Linked DNA regions of Mus musculus: region 1 is linked to region 2. A link is a contact called in ENCODE Hi-C or POLR2A ChIA-PET data. All regions are on one chromosome and are shown on one strand. Each heading gives the region's core, a stretch centred on a gene start or an enhancer-like site at or near the end of the contact. The rest is flanking DNA. Distances are from core to core; before and after follow the strand shown.

Region 1 (3,622 bases), core at 333-2,832, 44 kb after region 2:
TCCTCTAGAGAATGCCATCCCAAGTTCAGTTTCAGAAACAACCACTATATGACCAGCACTGAAGAGAGGACGATTTTGTGATATTTAATAGCTCCAATGCTCTCCACCTCGGGTCCTATGTGCCCTTGTCAGTGACTGGGATAGGAGGATGGGTATAAAGAACATGTCCCACTTAGGGATCAGCCTGAGCAGGACAGGCGTGTTCCCCCAGAGCTCCCTCCAGTTTGCTTCCCTCTACCACGTTGTGCCTGCCCAAGAGTCTGGAATCCAACTTTGGCACCATCAAAGAAGGCTTGGAGTGAGATGGGCACCACTCTGCCAAGGGCCTCCAGACCCAGGTTCTGCCACAAGTGTTTTGTGCCCTGTTCTCCCACGGAGGTCACCCAACAAGACCAAGCCAGTCACTGAAGCTATGGCCAAAGGGTGTCTGGAGCTCTGCCCGGAGAGATCAAAGGGACTTTTCCAAAGAAGCACCCTGGAGCTCCCGGGAGACGTTTCAGCTGCGCCATGACTAGTGAGTTCTGAAGGCAAAGGACCTTTTCTAATCCACCAATAACCAAATAAATACATAAATCAAATAAAATGTAAAAACTCCATCTACTCTGCCGAAAGAAAGGCAGAAATCATCTCTCTACATGAAACAGCATTCTACAGGTCGTGCCATGAAGGGACAGATGAGAAAGTATTACAACAAATTTATAAGTGAGCTGAACGGTTAAACTGTAATAAACCATTGGCTATTACTTAATGCCAATTATTTATATTATTATATTTATATTACTATTTGTATCATCTTCTGGGTGCCTTCTATTATTTGTAAGAAGTTGTGACTTTCTTATTTATTTTAAAATAGACATTCGCTCTTGAGCCTAATTTAATATCCTTGCTCATAACAAAGGTGCCATGTTTTACCAGCTTTATGAAAACCTGGGTCTGCCCTCAAGAGAAAATAGATTTTAATGAACTGTACCAGATAGATAATAAATAAGAAATCACCGGCTCCAAGAGAAAACAATTCCTTTATCTGCTTAGAAACACAAAAACCAAAACCGAACCAAAGCAAAACAACTCTATTAAATTCTCATTCTTACTGGTCTTTACTGAAAAGCCAAACAAGGGTGCTCAAAGTACTTAACGTCTACCAAAGCTGCCTATCCCGACCTCGGTGGAAAAGGCAGGCCCAACCCCGTCTTCTAAATGGGAAGAAGGCCAGTTTGCCTGAGCCTGTTTTTTGGAAAGAAATTAAAAGATGGATAGCCCCTTGCCCTGATTGAAAACCATCTCATTTCATCAGTATATTTCTTTAGAAATGAGTTCCGAATTCAGAGGCAGCTGCTTCCAAACGTCTCTGTGAACCACACCAGCCAATGTTTTCCATTTCCTCGGGAGTGAACCGCAGGGCTGCAAGCCACGGAAGAGAACTGCCTGCCCATTTTGTTGCAACGAAACCAAAGAGCTCTTGATTTATCAGTACATTTGACACAGTCTTTATTGCGCTTACGGGGATGAGGGTTGAGGATGGGCAGTGGGAATAAAGGTTGTAAATCTTCTAAATGCAAGCCCTCTAAAGTAGGCCAATTGGTCAGCTGTGAACTTGGCAGCATCCTGAGGCATGTGTGCTGGGCAGCTTGGGAACACGATGTTCTGTTTCACTTCTGAGAGCAGAGGGAAGTGGGATAAAAGGAGGGCTCAGCCCAGGACAGAGAGGGCTCAGCCCAGGACAGAGAAGGCTCAGCACAGACGGGAGAAAGAAAGGGTGAGGGGCGAGGCTGGCGGGGATTTGGAGGGGGTACCAAGACAGAAGATCAGGGGAAAGAGAGATCTCACGGCAGCTAGAGAGACTGTGGTTCTGATGTTCGCTGAAACAACTTTCTAGAAGATTCGGAGTGCTTGTGTGACTGAAGGCTAAAGCTAACAACTGGCTTGTTTAATGTTAGAGACACGATGAGAGTTTTGCAAACCTCCTTGAGAATAACGATGACTTTATAAGCTGTGAGCTTTAAAGATGTGTGGCAAAAAAAAAAAAAAAAAAAAAAAAAAAAAAAGCATATTCAAAAGGGAAACCTGGGCTGCTTTACATCTTCTTTTCATAAGGACTCGCTTGGGGTTTCTCAAACCTAAATTTACATTTTATATTGTTTTAATAAATGTCTAGCTGTTTATGTGAAAAATGACACAATAAATAAAAATGATAAAGCCTTTTGACATATTAAGTGGTGACTCATTGCAAGCCATAGAAAGTAAATTACTTACTGGCTTCCCTTCCTCTCTCCCTCTTCAGAGTCCCCCTGTCCTTTCCTGTAATGGTCAGGAGAGAACTCAGACACAGTGGCCACAGTTCAAGAAAGACAAGGGCGACCGTAAACTATACCTTAACTTGTGGAACTTCTTCATGGGGCGAGAACAACTGCCTATACCTTCAGGTTTGTTTTTCCCAGTAATTTTGAATTGCATTGACACGATGTTCCATCAGGTAAAATCATTCACAATTGGCAGTATGCAATGAAGATGCTCATATATTTTTTTTCTTCAAGTATGCAAACAGCCAGCTTGAAAGAACAGAGGTTTACACGAGCGATCACTGTTTAGTTTTTCACGCACACTATTATTTAAAGGTATTAAGTAAATGAAATCCACCTCTTAAGGGATTTTTCTGTATTTACACATTATTTCCTCCATTAATTGACAGACTAAGCTTAATTGTAAAGACAAACCTGATTTTTACTCAGCTGTACCTCTTCTCTCCCCCCACCCCTCGCCCCCGTTACACCCCAAAAGAGAAAAACAAAAAGTCCCCTATTTATCAGTGTAAAAAGCACCTCAGATGCGGAGGCCAACAGACTCAGCTGGTCTTTGTAAAGGAGTTTATAGCTTTCAGCTGAGCTCTCTAAGTGAGCCTTCTCATTCTCAGCTGCTGGCTCTCTGCGAGCTCCCTGTGGCCTCTGACCTCATCTCCATGGAGACAGAGGTGGGAAGGGGGGAAAAAAAAAGAGAAGGAAACTTTTTAGGCAGCACTTCTAAGTCTCTGCTCCTCTGACAGTACTGACCACACACCAATAGTGGAGACTCTCAGTCAGTTCTTCAGGTTAAATGCTGAACAGGTAATTGATCTGAGGAGGAAAAAAAAAAGGCATTTGCAAAGATGGAAGCAAGCACCTGCCTGCCATACTGGAAGCCGGACGCCTTCTCATCGGTGTTCAAAGCGGAAGCTCAGAATAAAGGCAAAATGGCTGCTGACATTTAACAGCAGAAAGACGCTCCCGAAATCATTCAGAATGTGGCTTCTGGCTGAAAGCCATGAATATCAGGTGTGAGGACTTTGCAGTTTCTGTAATCTGTGGTGGCTAGTGTCTCTCCAGACCTCAAAAACTTTGAGATTTTAATTAGGAAAACTCTTTAAAGAAAAAAAAAAGACAATTATTTTCCTCTTCTGTATTAGTTAAATCTACTTCCTTGCCTACCAGCATTTGTTCCTGGTCATTCATCTAAGGCCAATACAAATAGTGGTGAGACTCCAGCCATGACCACACCACTGGCTCTCCAGCTGGGACCTGCAGTCAGGGAATTATGTAGTTGCTACACAATATTAACGGAGAATGCTTTATTCTTACCTAACCATAGT
Region 2 (3,457 bases), core at 651-3,150:
GCAAGGAGCTTCCCCCATTTAAACCTGCCTTTGAACCACAAGAGGCACAAGAAAAACCAGGATCATTTTCTTTGTAATAAGCAAAAAGCACATGTTTTCCAAAGTTTAAGCAACTTGTGTGCTTCAGAAAATGGTCTGCTTGAGTGCAACTGTCAAAAAAAAAATGAAAAAAAAGGGGGGGGCTCTTGGGGTGCTGGTTCCCTGCTCAGTGACAAACGATGCATGGGCGGCTCACCTGTGCAGAAGGCCCTGAAGTCCTAATGATATCTACTTTAGCAATCAATCTGCTCTGAGGCAGAAATAAACCCATCTGCCTACTACAAGCTTTCTTAGCTCATAATTTACTATCTTTCAAATGCCCAACATGGAACACAAGCTAATGAAATATTAAGAGAGGCTTGCACAAGGAGCCTAGGTCAACCAGCTTTGTGAGTAACCCTACCACCTAAAACTTGAAACTCGATCTCACTGAAATGACAATCTCATGCTACACTTAAAACCCGGAACTGCTTCATCCTTTCCTATTTCACACTGTCTGACAAAGAGGAAAAAGACAGGAAAAGAAAAGGGGGAAAATTAAGTCCTAAAATCATGAAACCCCTAAATAAAGCATAAATTCACACCAGTACAGCAATAGAGCCTGCAGCTTCTTCAAGAATTAACGGTGGAAGTGAGACCTTTCCGGTATTACTAGCGCCAGGAGCAGAATTCCCCTGAATACAGTGCCGGCACACAGCATTCAACATGTCACAGCCACTCCGCTCACACCCTTGCGTTATTGTGCGCGAAAGCTGGTTACTAAAATGCATTTCTGTACATGCGTGCCTGGTCAGAGCGTTTCTATTCTCTTTGTCTCGTGATCTGCCGGGCAGTTTCTGCCTTTGGGAAGGAAGTAGCTTGCAGACAATTCCCCCAGATATTTTAGCTCTGGCTTGCACGCGGGCCGGTTCTCCCTGGCCGGCAGCTTAGTGCTGGGCAGGTCCTTCCAGGGTCGCCCCGCGTTAGGAAAAGCTGGATTTCCGGGCGGTGCCAGGATCCCACTCATTATGCCTCCAGCAACCTGCCCAAGCCCGGCGGGCGCCAGACGCCGAGCTAGAGCCCCAGCCACCGACCGCCCCGAGGAGCACTTCCCCCACCCCGGAAGAGGAGGGAGGCAAACTTCGGAGGGCGGGGGCTGGGGGCGAGCTCCGGGGACCACCATGGCCCAGCCTGGCCGGAGACCCCGGCTGGGGCTCCGGGCCTGGAGGGTACGCCGCGCTAACGCAAAGGCAGCGATCCAGGCACTCTCCTCGCGCGCTCCCGGCTTCGGAAAGCTGCAGGGCGATCGGGGACCCTCGGAAGCGTGAGGTGACGGAGGAGGAGGGGAGCCGGTGACCGCTGGCAACTCCAGGACCGAACGCTCCGGGTAACGAGCACAGCCCGCCCGGGGTGGCACGAAGGAAATGAGAGCAGGAGGTGGCTGCGACCAAGCAAGCTGGTCACTGGCCGGAGAAGGCTTCCAAGTGGCCGAGAGATGCTGGCGACTGGGAGCTGGCAGCCTGCTCGCTTCCCCTTGAGTGGCTCGGCAGCAGAAGTGGCTGCCGGTGACAGGAAGAGCAGCGGCCGTGCGCGTTCGCACCGCTTCCCCCTCCCGGGCACACCGGGACCCGCCGCCGCCTACCTCCGGGTCGGCTCGCTTCCTTCCTCTGCCCAGCCTGGGCTTCAGCGGCCTCTGAAGCTCCCAGCTCCCAGGCTCCTGCGATCCAGCTGCGACCTGCCGTCGCTTCGCTGTCCCGGTTCCTTGGCTGCACAGCCGTCCTCACCGCTACCGCTGCCGCTGCCGCTGCCGCTGCTTCCTCCAACTCGGCTCCAGCTGCTAGCTACTCCTCTCCCTGAGCGGCGCAGCTCCAGCGCCAGGCGCCAGCCCCACCCCGGGCCCGCCCCTGCGCCCCGCCCCCAGATACACACCAATCAACGCCCGAGACCCCGCCCCCCAGCGCCCGAGCCGCGCCCTCCGCCTCTGCCAGTCTCCGGGAGGGCTACCAAGGTCTAGGAGCTACGCTCTGTGCTGCCGACCCTACCCCGCACCCCTCGCTGCCCTCGCCCCCGCCCCCGGCTCGGGGATGCCCCGGGCGACTGGACGGCGCGCGCCCTCCGCTACGGAGCGCTCTAACTCTGCGTGCTTGGGGCTGGCTCGCCTGCGGGGCGTCGCCCAGGCCCGAAGCAGGGAGTTCAAATGGGGATGGGGGTGGGGGGTGGGAAATAAGTTCAGGCCTCTCTGGAGCCCAGCCGGCTGCCTGCGAGACCCTGCCTCTTTCGAATCCACTAGAGCTTCAGGACAGTGGCTGGGTTCAGGAAGATGCAGATGCGAGGGCTCGCCAAAGCGGGGAGGCCCTGTAATTCCTGGCCTTGCCTGCCCAGCTTCCCTAGTGGTCAGAAAAACCGCGCCACCCGGCGTGGCACTCCCGGGGTGAAGGAGGGGTGAAAGGGTGAGCTGGAGCAACGAGTGCCCGCCGCCTGCAAAAGCCTGGCACGGCTGCCTCCAGGAACCAAGGCGGGATCTAGAGGAAAAGGAGTGTTCTGTGAGGAGGGCGCATACCGGGTGATCTCTGGCAGTCCTTGCAAGGCAGAGCCTATGTAGGTCATTCAGCCAGTCCACCGCCTTCTAACGCTTCTGATAGGCTGGAGAAACTCAAATGAAGTCTATGGTTTGTTAGATGTAAAAATGTAGATCCTTGGAGTAGAAACCACTATGGAAGCTGCTCAAGAAAAAAGTGATAATGGCTCAGCCTTCCCAGATAAGAAAGGATGATAGCCCCGTGTTTTGTCTTCATAAAAACGTTCAAGAACTCATGGACTTTTTAAATTTTGCTCCCAAAATATGTCTTATTTTGTAGTTCAGGAACCTGTAGCCACCCACCCTTCTTGCCCTAAAGATCCCTTTTGCAGCTATTCTGGCAACAAAATGCTTTTTCTTAACCAAGAACTTAGTCTGTTGTCAAATTCTAAATTTGGTAGTGTATTACTGTGAGTTTTGGAAGCAGAGGGAAAAAATGAAATTCACAGTTTATGTTAAACAAATGCAGTCACGTTTAAAGGTGACGCCCATTCTAAAAGAAGAGATCTCAGTACACAATTCAGGTACTAATGTTTCTGGTACTCTTGGTATCTAATAAAGACAAAAGCAGGCTGCTACCCACATCACATTTAAGAATTTGCCTACCCATTGGACACGCAAACTTTATATGCCCCAGTACAGGGGAACGCCAGGGCCAAAAAGGGGGAGTGGGTGGGTAGGGGAGTGGGGGTGGGTGGCTACGGGGGACTTTTGGTATAGCATTGGAAATGTAAATGAGCTAAATACCTAATAAAAAAATGGAAAAGAAAAGAAAAAAAAAGAATTTGCCTACACAGAAGATGGCCTAGTTGGCCATCACTGGGAAGAGAGGCCCTTTGGTATTGCAAACTTTATATGCCC

The links. A loop is a pair of places that touch in the nucleus more often than their neighbours do. ChIA-PET counts read pairs that join two places held with the same protein, here RNA polymerase II (POLR2A).
Region 1: a loop to region 2 is called in a map of left cerebral cortex, with 7 times the contacts of the local background. The contact joins the enhancer-like site here to the promoter of Pik3r1 in region 2. A Hi-C loop is called at or near these places in 9 of 37 maps with a recorded cell type or tissue (gastrocnemius, heart and left cerebral cortex). POLR2A ChIA-PET finds 5 or more read pairs at or near these places in 4 of 5 experiments (Patski and embryonic stem cell).

What each region holds. Positions count from the first base shown.
Region 1 is chr13:101,810,511-101,814,132 of GRCm38, forward strand. No RefSeq gene overlaps it. Among named protein-coding and RNA genes, the nearest start is that of Pik3r1, 44 kb to the left of the region's middle. Within about 2 kb of position 1,583, at least 2 of the 3 ENCODE cell types and tissues checked have a DNase peak (open chromatin) inside an H3K27ac peak, as active enhancers do; they include gastrocnemius and left cerebral cortex, where a contact is called at or near this core.
Region 2 is chr13:101,766,317-101,769,773 of GRCm38, forward strand. Pik3r1 (phosphoinositide-3-kinase regulatory subunit 1) reads right to left here and starts at 1,901. Exons shown (of 16, transcript NM_001077495.2): 1 at 1,661-1,901.